Linked DNA regions of Mus musculus: region 2 is linked to region 1. A link is a contact called in ENCODE POLR2A ChIA-PET data. All regions are on one chromosome and are shown on one strand. Each heading gives the region's core, a stretch centred on a gene start or an enhancer-like site at or near the end of the contact. The rest is flanking DNA. Distances are from core to core; before and after follow the strand shown.

Region 1 (6,435 bases), core at 2,059-4,558:
TATTTTATTCTAAGACATGCCACACGGCTGGTTACCTGGTCCTCAGTTTCAGTTTCGTACTCTTTTCTGGGAATCTCCTGTGCCTGATGATTTCCCAGAATCCTCTCTCTGTACTGGAACTTCCTCCTCCCTATTTTCTACCTAAGTTAATAGGCCAACAGCATTTTATTTACAGAGCATGTTTCCATACAGTACAAGAGAGTCTCTCTACATCTGCCTTCTGAGTGCTGGGCTTACCGGCATGTTTCAATATTCTTGGCTAAAACTGATGGTTTTGTTTTGTTTTGTTTTTGCAGGATATCACTATGTAGGCTGGCTGTGAGTTCAAGTCTAGCCTGCCTGGTCTACCAAGAGAATTCTAGAACATCGAGGATTACAGAGAGAGACCCTCTCCCCCCCCCCCATAAATAAATACACACATAAATAAATAAATCAAAATCAGGGGCTAGGGTGTAGCTCCGTTGATAGTTTGCCTGCATGCAACTACAGCACTGATAAAACAGATGTGGCACAGCCAAGTAGAAGGAAGTAGGAGGAGCCCCAGTTCACACAAAATCAGACATCGAGCTGAGTCATGAGGTTGTGTCAAGATCTTTCCATGGCCAAGAGGTTCATTCAAGGAAACAAGAGGAAAGGGTGATGCCTAGGTCTCTCTCTCTCTCGCTCTCTCTCTCTCTCTCTCTCGCTCTCTCTCTCTCTCACACACACACACATACCTTTAGGACTTCTTTTCACATAGGGTATAAAGGCCATGACTCTGAAGCCACTGTAGTAATGGCTCTACTTCTCTCCCCAAGTTTCTTCTCCTCCCTCACCAGCTCTGCTTTGACCACACTGGCTGCTGTTATTCCCTGGACAAGATGCTTTCTTCTGTACAAAACTTTTGTTCTGTTGTTATGGCTACATGCAGCCCTTCCTGTTCACATCGGCTGCGTGTGTCAGCTCGTCCTGCTCAAATGTTGCCTCCTCAGACATGACTTTCAGGACACCCATGCCTGGTAACATCTATTTCCCATCACTATTCTTTAGCATTTTCCTTGTTTATTGAGGTGGGCTTTCTATATGTAGCCCAGTCTGGCTCTTATCCCCTTGGTGATCCTCTGGTGTCAGTTTCCTGATTGATAGGGTTACAGGCTAGGCTTACCATGTCTGGCTGCATAACATCACGTTATCACCTGCACTGCACTGATTACTTAATGGATTTGCTTACTTTCCTTATACCCATGTCGGGGTGGGTGGGTGGTGTGTGTTTGTGCACATATAAGGAGGTCAATGTCAGTGTCTTCAGTTACTTTCCACAAAACCAATACCTGTGGATGGCGGTAGCACACACCTTTAATCCCAGCACTCAGAGCTACACAGAGAAACCTTGTCTCTTGAAAAACAAAAACAAAAAATATGTAGGTTTTATTTGTTTGTTTGTTGTTTGTTTGTTTTTTTGGTTTTTCCAGACAGAGTTTCTCTATATAACCCTGGCTGTCCTAGAACTCACTTTGTAGACCAGGCTAGCCTCGAACTCAGAAATCCGCCTGCCTCTGCCTCCCGAGTGCTGGGATTAAAGGTGTGCACCACCACACCAAGCTGTTTGTTTGTTTTGAGACAGGGTCTCTCTAAGTACCCCTGGCTGACCTTGAAATCACTTTGTTGACTAGACTGGCTTTGAACTCACAGAGATCTACCAGCCTCTGCCTGCTGAGTACTAGGATTAAAGACATGAGCCACCATACCTATCCACTTTCTATCTAGTTTTATCCACCCCCATACCCCCTTTTTTTTACTTGTATGAGTGATTTGCCTAAATGTGTATATAAAGACAACTTGTGCATGCAGTGCCCGTGGAGGTTAGAATAGGGCATTGGCTGCTCTGTGAGTTACTCTAGGGGAACTAAAGTCAGAAGAGATGAAAAGCAGACACAGTTCCTGTTGGGCCTCATAGTTGTCTCCCACTTTCCTCCTTGGGTCTAGTGTATCACTGCTCTTAGCCACATGCAGCTTTGCTTCCAAACTGCTGGTCTATCTGCCATGTGGAGGCTGATGCTATATCCAACATGAGGTAGAGAGACAGGGCCTGAACCAGCTTCCTGCATCCCTACAACTGTGGAAAGTCTGACTGGACCACCAGATTCATATGGGTCCTACTATCCGGTCAAATTTTAATAGATAACCCAGATAACTAGTTGCTGAAATTTGTACCCAGCAAGTATGTGTTTTTTTTTTCCCCAACAAGAACCAAGAACTGTCACATATACATCTTTGCACCCTACTTTGTCACTTCATATTTCTTGAAGATTTCACTTTGCATATGAATATACATAGACTTCCTTTGTTCATATCTTAGTTTCAAAGTATTCAGTCAAATGGCCAAGTAATAATTAACTAATGATTGAAACTGAGCAAACTCCTGTGTGTGTGTCTATTATATCAAATGGTGAGGATCTTGGCAGAAAGGTCTTGTTTTCCCCTATTCCTTAGGACCTACAAACCTTCTCTATTCCTTATATGCTAGAACATGTACTAGTGTTGTGGGGTATTCACCAGAAAAGACTACTCAGATATGGGTTTAAGCTAAGAAATGGCAGCTGGTTACTGCACTGGGTGTTCAATACCCCAGGACAACCTGAGTCTTTCTCAGGGTGAGCTTTTAAGCACACAAAAAAACATGTTCTGGGTTGACATACTTCAGTTAACAAGAACTGTCAGCCATAAACAGAACTACAGAAGCTAAAAAGCAAGGTTAGTACATTTTGAGACTTCCCCAGAAAGATATGGACTTTGATGGATTAGGCCTTTGTTTTAGTTTTGGTGGGCGTGACACTAAAATCAGCCTCATGTCTCTTCAGTTCAGCAACTCCTTAGCTCTCTTTCCATTTTCCTGAACCATCTGCCCTGCACAGGTAGCTCCTATTTCATCACTGGGTCTCCAACACTGGGGACACTGTAACTGATCATTTCCATCCACATTAGAGATTGTACCCAGTGGACTCAGAAGACCCTAGACTATACCCTGCCTGATACATGGCTGACTGACTAGCGTGTTCCAGAGGGGGACACTCTGGAAAGACCAAGTGACTCTCCCTCCTTTAGCTCTGTTTATAGGAGCGGGGTGGGATGAGGGGGGGGGACACCACTGCATTATCAGTTCTTGGCCCAATATGGTGCGCTCCAGCTTCTGCACAGCCTTCAAAGATGGCAGCCCCCATCTAGAAACGGCCATATTTAAGCCCCAGATGCCAGGCTAGGGCCTGACGCGACCGGAACGTGACGCAAGGTGGAGGTGGGGCTCCTCCCTCCAACCCTGGCGTCGGGCGTCTCGTGACAGACACTTCCGCTCGGGGCGGCGGCGGTGGCGGAAGTGGAAGCAAGGCCGGAGCTTTGACCATAAAGCCCAAGGCGGCGGCGTTGGCGGCGGTGTTTGGGGCCGGGCAGCTCCGAGGAGCCTGCTGGAGCCGGAATCGGACGTCTCTGTTGCGGCCTGCGTTGTGTCTCCTCCTCCGTTGACCCTGCGGTGAGCAGCGGGCCCCGGCCGCCCTTCCCCCGCCGCCGCTTGGGCCTCCGGGCCTGGCGTCCTCGGCGAGCCGAGCGCCGAGCTGGGCCGGGCCAGGCGGGGCGGCGCCCGGCGGGCGGAGGGCGATCGGCGATCGGTGGGTGGCGGGTACGGGATCCTCGGGCTGGGCGCGTCCCCACCGGCAACCTGCTGGGTGGGAAGAGCTACCGGCCGGCCGGCCACCGAGGCAGTGCTGCCAGGCGCGTCACATGCCCCGGCCCGCCGCCGGCACTGGGAGACAGGAGCTTTCAGGGTCCTGCAGGGTAAATCCCGTTTCCGAAGTTCCGGGAAGAAGGACCTCCCGAGTGCCTTTCAAATGGCCTGATGTCCTCCTGGCTCATAATCGTGCCGATGTTGAGAGTAAGGTTGTGAAGATTTGAGATTTCTCGGCTGCTGGGCTGCGTGGCAAGACCGCACAAATTGCCCTGTTCTCCCAACAGCCCCTCCGAAGCACCGAGGCAGTGCCTACTTACAGAGAAAGCGAAGAACAGAGAGGCTAAGGCACTCGACCAAGGTCACACCGCTGATAAATTTCAGAGTGAGAGGTTGAAACATAGGCAGCTAGACTACTTAGCACTTACTGGCCTCTGGCCTCTTGTACTTTAGATGCCCCCAAAGCCTGCCACCTGTTATCTGCCATCAGCACCCCCCTCCACCTCCTGTCTAGTGATGTCATTTGAGAGCCTCTTAGTCCTACCTTAAAGCCATGTTGTATTTGTACTTGTGACTTACAAGGCATATTACAAGGCATATAAGGTAGTGTAGTGTCATCAAACCAGAAGATCTTGAATTCTGGCAAGGTATGTATTGGATTTGAATAGGTTTCTTAGCCAGCTCTTTTCCTTGAGTCAGGTCTGGCATGCCTACTGTGTGCACCTTTCTACAAGAATTTCTACAACAACCTAACCTGTTGACTCTTCACCGTTGAAAATCTTGTGTTTTTGGTTTTCCAAAGAATAAACTCTTGTCTCTTTCTTGTGACTTCAGCAACTGATACCCACATGATTGAGTTAATAAAATCTCTTGTTGGCATATTTCTCTTCGATCTTGGTAATATTGGATCAGAATTGAGTGTAAGAACTGGAAAGTGAATTATAACTACTTCTGAAGCTGGCCAGACTAAAGTTTGGTGTCCTTGGTTGTCAATAGTTTAGTTTGCTACCCGGCCTGGTATACTTACGGGCTGTAAACCTATGTAATGAGTTTAGAAGAGGAATCGCTAAACGTGATTCCCTTTTTGTTGTATGATATTTTTGTCCTCCCTCGAGGGGAATTAGATGCCACTTCGTCCAGTGCACTGTCATGTGTGAGCAGAGGCTGGAGAAGACAAGTGGCTGGCACCTTCATTTGGGAGATGTTTTTCTTCCACATGTGTGTCAGGCATTACTGGGTCCTGACTCAGGGAAGAAGGCATGGCTGGGTTGTGTCCTCAGAGAATTGTAAAATGATGAGTCTCAGAGCCAGGAGCTGTTTAGGAAGGAATGACTCGGATGTAGAAAGAATCGGAGGCTTCTGCAAAAAGTAGTTTTTATTTTATTTTATTCCCTCAGGTGAATCAGATATCCAGATGTGTATTGTTCTGGCTAACTACTTGAAATATTTGCCAACTCTTTGTGTGTTGTGTATGCATGCACATGTGCATCTGTGTGGGCCTGAGGTGGGTATTGGGTGTCTTACTTTACTGCTCGCCTTTTTAATTTTTAATTATTTACTTTTTGAAGACAGGGTCTCTTCCCTGACCCTGGAGCCTATCCACTGCTAGCAGGCTAGCCAGTGAGTGCACGCATGCGCACACGTGCACACACGCATGCACACACGTGCACACACGCATGCACGTGCCCGAGGGTGTTGCAGATGCCTCTGAACCTACCCTTTTTCTTTTTCCTTCATTTTTGGGTTGTTTGTTTGTTTGTTTGTTTGTTTTTTTGGTTTTTCTAGACAGGGTTTCTCTGTGTAGTCCTGGCTGTCCTGGAACTCACTCTGTAGACCAGGCTGGCCTCGAACTCAGAAATCTGCCTGCCTCTCCTTTTCTTTTTCTTGATTTAAATGTGGGTCCTGGGATCTGTACTCAGGTCCTTACACTTGTCTGTCCGACAACTGAGCCAACCTCAGCCCCCATCTCTGTCAGCATTAGGTTTGCTCCTGTAAGAGAGGGCCATAGTCTGGTGATAGTCTGATCACCTCTTTTAAAGAGTAACCACCAGCACTAAACGTGATTCCCTTTTTGTTGTATGATATTTTTTGCCCTCTCTCAAAGGGAATTAGATGCCACTTCGTCCAGTGCACTGTCATGTGGGAGCAGAGGATGGGTTTTCCTTTTTAGCTGACAAGAAAGCTTACTGTCGCTCTGCTAGACTTAGTGATGCATGCTGGAGAAGCCCTGTGTCCTCTGCTTGCCATGGCTCTCTGGTTCCCTCCATTCAGGGGCCCAGGTTTTACACTGAAGGTAGAACCTCAGGAGTAAAGGAAGGAGGGTGGAACTGGCATGCGCTCTAAAAATAGCTTTATTAGTGAAGTCTTCCAGGTGACTGCTGACAACCACATGGTGACTTTCCTGGTTGCCTTCTTTTTTTTTTTTGGTGTCAGTTGTGGTTCATATTCAGAGATCCTAACCCTGTAAGAGCTGTCCTTGTACGAAAGGAGTTGTGAATCAGTTTCTGGCTCCACCACCAAATGAGGCAAGGAAGTTTGAGCATTGGCTATGCTGTTACTCTGTCTTCAGAGAGGTCTGCACTAGTAATACTTTTACATTTGTCAGTAACTTTCTATGAAAATGTGGTGTGAACCCAGATTCAAAGGTTCAGTCGTCATCTTCTGCATCTATCCTCCCTGGGGTCTGGCATCAGTCTTTAATTTTTTTCAATGATAAATCATCTAAGTTCTATCCAAGT
Region 2 (6,435 bases), core at 1,964-4,463, 64 kb after region 1:
TGGTGAAGGAGTGGGAAGGAGGGGGAAGAAAAGGAAAGAGGGAAAAAGAGGAGGAGGGAAAAGGAGACGAGATGGGGGCTGTCAACAGTGGCAAGGTGCCTGCTGCTCAGGCAGGAGGATGGGAGTATAGATCCCTGGGCCAGCTGGGCTTGTCTATGCACAGCCATAACTCCAGCAGTGCCAGGTACAGCCATAACTCCAGCAGTGCCAGGCAGACACCTGCAGATTCCCGGGCTTGCTGGCCATCCAGGCTCACTGGATTGGGGAGCCAAGGTTTCAGTGGGAGACCTAATTTGGGAAAATAAGGTGCAGAGTGACTGAGAAAGACACCCAAGCCCCATGGCAACAATTGCTCTACATGTGGTTGCACGCGAGCCACATACACACACACACACACACACACACACACACACACACACACACACACTTTACAATGACTTTCCAAGTTATAGTCCTCAGAGAATATAATTTACAATATAGTTTAAAGATTAAGCAAAGCTTAAAGTATAACTTTAATTCTTTCAAACGCCTATTTTTAATGATGGTTCTTAAACACTTTAACATTCCTTGTAGCCCACCACCCACCAGAGGTAGTGGAAAAGAAAGGATACAGGGGAAGTGGACCTGCTTAGAAAGGTTCTTTGGAGCAACTCCCATCTGTGTTGTCTGGAAATCGGCAGCTCGATCCACTCGAAAACACCTCACGGACACACCAGCAGTCCAGCTCAGTAGTTGGGATAGCAAACACCAATCAGCAGCAGTGGTACTACCTAGCAGAGACAGCCAGGCCTTGGCCTTGGCTGGAGTCAGCAGGAGGGACCAAGGAGAAATGGCCAGGAAGTTCTTGGCTGTGCCCCTCTCAGGGAAGAGAAGATCAGGTCAGCCTCTGCCACTGTCCATCGAGTCCTAGTTATATTCTATTTATACATCCAAACATCACATCTCACCCATAGGTCTTGCCTCAGCACCTATCTGTCTCAGCTGACATCACTCTGCGCATGAGCCCTAGTCTGCGGATGTGGCAAGAAGCCGCAGCACACCACCACAAGTTTTGTTGTTGTGTTTTTCTATGGAGTCCAACAAACGCAGTGCAACTCCACAGTGTAACTCGGACCAATGCATGCGTGTCGTTAGCAAAGACTCCCTCATCACGTGTCCTTTCATGTGCTTGGTTGAGCAGAACATCCTTTTCCTGTGTCCACTTCAGCTAAACGTTCCTTCACGTTTGCAAACCCCATTCAACCAAAGAACTCTTTAAGTTTCCACGTCATTAAAGTGCAAGCAAAGATTAAAAGTTTAGTGAAATATATGCACTAGCTCACTTTTTAAAATCTTAAATTTTCCTTTTGTGAATGAAATAATGTTTTTATGGGATGCAGTCTTAGATGTTAGGGAAGGGCTAATAAGGTAACAACTCGATGTTCTAAGCATTCTTGCGTAATTAATTACAGTTCATTTGATGTTTACATGCCTTAGGAAAAAACAGCATCTCTGTGGGTAATTTTGGGCTTATCGATTGTATTGAAGTTTCCTGACTCTTAACAAGAAAGACAAACTAGATTCTCACATTGCTTTGTCTGTCTTACCTCAGATTGACTGGACCAACAGACACCAGTCTGGTGAACAACATCTGTCCTGATTGAAGCTTCTGCCTGAGCCTGAGGGCAGCATGGCATTCCAGCACGCAGGGTACGCAGCAGCAGCAGCAGCAGCAGCAGCAGCGGGCTCCTGGTAGCTGGAGATAGGAGTGAGTGTCATCAGCCCACGGAAGGGGTTTAAAGAAAAAGAGGGTAGTGAGTCCAGGAGAGCCTGCACCCTATAGCCCGCTGTCCCTCAAAACTCACAGGCCCCTTGGCCCTCCTCCTGAGAACGAGTCACAAGAGGATGACTTGGGCTCTGGGCTCTGCTAAACCCTGGCCACTTCCTGACGATCCTTCCTTTGATGGGGATGAGGTCGTGGGGTGCGGGGAGGCTGGCACACCCACGAGTACTGAGTTTGAAAGGCTGAGAATCTGGGCCTTCTTGATCTACAGGCAGTCACTCCCTCTTTTCACCCAAGAGGCCAGGGAACTGCTTACCTATTGGAACAAAGCTGGCCTGGACGCTTTAGTGGTGTCTACTATGTCCTCCGCAGGCTGGCCATTGCCTGCACAGCCCTCTCTCCACCGTTGGACTACTTCCCAGGCTTTCAGGTCCTTCTCTGTACCACCACCTCCTTCAAGTCCTCCCGCACCAAGTGATGCAGTATTCGATCCCCCAAAGCCGGCAGGATCCTCAAAAGCCAAATCCCCTGCCACACCCTCTAAGGGAAATGCCTTAAGGGTAACCTTACACTTTTCCATCCTGGAGCCCCCATCTAATTCTGAGGGGTCCAGGGACGGCTACTTAAGCATCACAAAATGGGGTACTTGGGGCCAGAGAGTGGTGAGGAAGTGTCTAGGGAGAGGCCCTTGTGGTCGTGCCTGCACTGACTCATCTTTGAGATGCCAGGCGTGCAACCTCAGGGCAATTCCCTTCTGTTGGTTCCCCTTAGGATTCTGAGAAGACCCCCGCCCCAGCACGCTCTCGGGCTTTGCCTTGCTCCTGTCGGCCGCGTGAGGGCGTACCCTGTGTTAGTTGGGACAAATTAATGCCCTTCCTGCGGGCAGGGCTGTGGTCCCCTGGGCCCAGAACCAACTCAGGTGCCTGAGGAGCACTCTTGTCTGCCGCCTGCAAAGTTCTCGGTCTTGGGGTCTCGCCCGGGGCCCGTGCTAATCCTTTGCAAATCGAGCGCCCCCCTCCTCCATGCTCCTATAGCCTGGGGTACACACCTCTGAGCCGCTCCGCTGAGCCCGTCCTAGGCGCAGGCCGCCTCTGCGCAGCGCAGCGGGCTCGGATGCTGTCCAGGGCACACTGCTGAGGGTGCAGCCGCGCCCGGGAGCCGCGGGCGGAGGAGCCAGTGGCCGCGGAAGGCGCTCCAAGAAGCACAAGTTGGCGCTGGACTGGGCCCAGGCTGTTGTTGTTCTCAACGTGGTCCGCCACGGGGAAATAAAAGCGGAGCGGGGCGCGCTCTCCGCCAGAGCGTAGCGCGCACGCCCAGAGCTCCGGAGCCCGCGCAGTGCTGCCGCGCTCCCCGCAGGCTCCTCTCCGCATCCCACCCCCCCAGCCCCGCCGCGGCCGGCCCGGCCCCCGCCCGCACCTCAGCCCTGCCGCCTGGTCCCAGGCCCGGCCGCGGCCGCTCCCGCCTGGAGCCGCCGCGCGCCCCCAGTCCCCCGGCGCCGCCGCGGCCCCTCGCCTTCCTCTTCCCGGCGCGGCCCCCCGGCTACCGCGCGCCGCCTGCCGCCAACCCGCTGGCCACCATGTCGGTGGAGCTTGAGGAGGCCCTGCCGCCAACGAGCGCCGACGGGACGGCCCGCAAGACGGCCAAGGCCGGCGGCTCTGCGGCGCCCACGCAGCCCAAGAGAAGGAAGAACCGCAAGAAGAACCAGCCAGGCAAGTACAGCCAGCTGGTGGTGGAGACCATCCGCAAGCTGGGGGAGCGCGGCGGCTCGTCTCTGGCGCGCATCTACGCTGAGGCCAGGAAGGTGGCATGGTTCGACCAGCAGAACGGGCGCACCTACCTCAAGTACTCTATCCGGGCGCTGGTGCAGAACGATACGCTACTGCAGGTGAAGGGCACCGGCGCCAACGGATCCTTCAAGCTGAACCGCAAGAAGCTGGAGGGCGGCGCGGAGCGGCGCGGAGCTTCGGCGGCCAGCAGCCCCGCGCCCAAGGCGCGCACGGCGGCGGCGGACAGAACGCCCGCCAGGCCGCAGCCGGAGCGGCGCGCGCACAAGAGCAAGAAGGCGGCGGCTGCTGCCAGCGCGAAGAAAGTGAAGAAGGCGGCCAAACCCAGCGTGCCCAAGGTGCCCAAGGGCCGCAAGTGACGCCCCTACGGTCTGGCGACATCGTCGAGTTTTCCATCTGTCTCTATCCCTATCCGCCCCCCCCACCCTCGGTGTACCGGTTCCGTAGGGTTCCGCCTGGCCCAGGTCCCTGATCCCTGTCCCCTCCCCCGCCCCTCCCCCAGCGATGCTGCGTTCTGTTTGCTTTAGGTTTTTGAAACGGCCCTGGCGACGCCCCCATTGGCTCTCACCCTTGGCAACGGCCGTCGCCATGGTTACCGGCCCGGCGGCGCCAATGGCCTGGTGGCGCCTGCCTACTGTGCCCGCTGATGGCCACCAGGCGCTTGGGTTGTGTGGCGCCTTGCTCCGCCCGCTGCCTTCCTGGGGCGCAATAAACGGTTCCAACCTTGACCATTGTCGTTGTCTTGTGGGCGCTGGAGGCTGCTTGGGGTTCCTGCGGGGGAGTCGAGGGTCATTAAGACCAGCTAGACAACTAGCAGGCGCTGCCAGAGGTGGGACAGATGTGCCCAGAGACAGCTGCCCAGTGGAGAACTCTTGTAAAAGTGGGTTCCCAGTCTTGGGTTGCTGCAGTGTCCAGCATATAAAAGATAAAAGATTTCTACATGTTGGAAATTAAACCTCAGGATCTAGTGCAACATAATGGACAGTTTTACCAAATGGAAGACTAGGAAGGTTCTGAACAGTATGTACACATACAAGTAGGGTGAGATGGAACCCGAGTTAGGGGAGGGTTACATGGTGCTCTTTCCCTGTATCACCTTTTTGGGTCTTGGCAGTGTCTTGAGGGTGGGAAGGGACCAGTGTTTCTTGGCAGGTGTGATCATGAAGCAGACTGAGCTGCCCAAAGTGGGCATTTCACTGCCTCTTGGATGTCTGGTACCTGGCTGAAGTTGCCCTGCAAAGGGCATAGGCAGGTATCATGTTGAATTGGGGTGGACCACCCTCAAGCTGGTCAGTGAGGCAATGACTTCCAGACGGCTCAGTCCACAGGGTCATAACAGCTGGGCCTAAGAAACAGCCTTGCGCTGCTCCATGGATCTTTTTGAGGTTTCCTGAAGGCTAAGGGGTGGCTCTTCTCCAAGTGCTGGTGAAAGCCCTAACCTAACTCTTACCCTGCTAACCCACTGGAGGCTTTTCATGAGCTTCTGGGTGCCTTTCAGGTTATTATTCCTCGTCGTCTTTTCATAATTCCCGACTCTGTACCTGCCTTCCAGTGGTTTATCCCTCACATGCTGCTCTCTGGTTCATCCTTCTCTGTCACCCATCTCCCATTGGCTTCTTACTTCCACTCAGGCCTAGGCTTTCCTAGACACTGAAGGACCCAGGGCACTCGTCAATAGACATCTTATTTAGAATTTCCTTTTTTTTTTTTTTTTTTTTTTTTTTGGTTTTTTGAGACAGGGTTTCTTTGTGTAGCCCTGGCTGTCCTGGAACTCACTCTGTAGACCAGGCTGGCCTCGAACTCAGAAATCTGCCTGCCTCTGCCTCCCAAGTGCTGGGATTAAAGGCACCACAGCAGGATCTTATAGAGGCATTTTCTCTTGAGGTTTCCTCCTCTCAGATGACTCTAGCTTGTGTCAAGTTGACATAAAACTAGCCAGCCCATTGTAATTGTCCTTTTGGGGACCCAGCCCACCTCAATGTCAGGTTACAGGGAGAATACTGAACCTCTCCAGCCCCAGGGGTGGTTATGTGACCTAAGACCTGGCCAGTAAGATCTTAAGTCAGTTGTTATCTTAGCTGCTGTGGGGGGCTGGAGAGATGGCTCAGTGAAACAGACTGGTTCCTGCTGCCAGATCGTTCAATGCCGAGCGACTGGAGGACTTCTAAGGTGACTACTGAGAAACAGCTGTTCTTTCCTCTGGATCACTAAATGGTAGGAATATGAGGGCAGAGTTGGTAGTGGGAAAGGCTGCCTGAAAGGAATCAAGATTGGGGAGTTGGAGGCAGGAAATGGGCACATGTTCAAAGATTTCTGAATGGAGCTCATGGGCCTGACCACCCTAGGGCTGCTGTACTGCTCTGTAGATAAGCTTGTTTGATAAGGGTTGCTGTCAACTGCATCCTGGTCTCCAAATTCTTGAATTACCTTCTTCCTTCATATTCCTTTGTCATTTCTTCAAATGGTTGTTCTTCTAAACTTTCTGCCCAGGGTCCCCAAGCCCTCCCTTACCTGCTCAACCAGACTCACTCATGCCATAAGGTGTTTGCTGAGTTTGTTACCTCCTTGCCGAGTTTACCTGCCTGAGAAGCATCCTAAGTTAAAGCTATATGACCCTAGCCAGCCACCCCTATTTCCCATGGGCCAGGAGCTAGGAAGAGCACTGTACAGCCTTGGTCTCCTCCGAGAGGAATGTGTGCAAAAGGGTTACTTTACTGATGCAACTGTTGAGTCCCTAGGATGAGACACAGTCAGCCAATGGCCAGGTTGGAACCCTTGTGCCTCCTGACATTATGTTCCAAATCCATTTCCTCACTATTCCTGGTCTTGATCCCAGCGGCCCTGGATTCCAGTCAAACACAAATGTCGTCTGGCTAAGGAAAAAGTATT

The links. ChIA-PET counts read pairs that join two places held with the same protein, here RNA polymerase II (POLR2A).
Region 2: POLR2A ChIA-PET joins it to region 1 with 12 read pairs in embryonic stem cell. The contact joins the promoter of H1f10 here to the promoter of Rab7 in region 1. POLR2A ChIA-PET finds 5 or more read pairs at or near these places in 4 of 5 experiments (Patski and embryonic stem cell).

The regions. Positions count from the first base shown.
Region 1 is chr6:88,042,143-88,048,577 of GRCm38, reverse strand. Rab7 (RAB7, member RAS oncogene family) reads left to right here and starts at 3,308. Exons shown (of 6, transcript NM_009005.3): 1 at 3,308-3,505. It overlaps Gm38855 (a long non-coding RNA gene), which reads left to right. Exons shown (of 3, transcript XR_869242.1): 3 at 297-441.
Region 2 is chr6:87,978,260-87,984,694 of GRCm38, reverse strand. H1f10 (H1.10 linker histone) reads left to right here and starts at 3,213. Exons shown (of 1, transcript NM_198622.1): 1 at 3,213-4,274. The coding sequence starts at 3,339. The coding sequence ends at 3,905. Gm5577 (predicted gene 5577) reads right to left here and starts at 3,012. Exons shown (of 2, transcript NR_026990.1): 1 at 2,811-3,012; 2 at 515-1,735.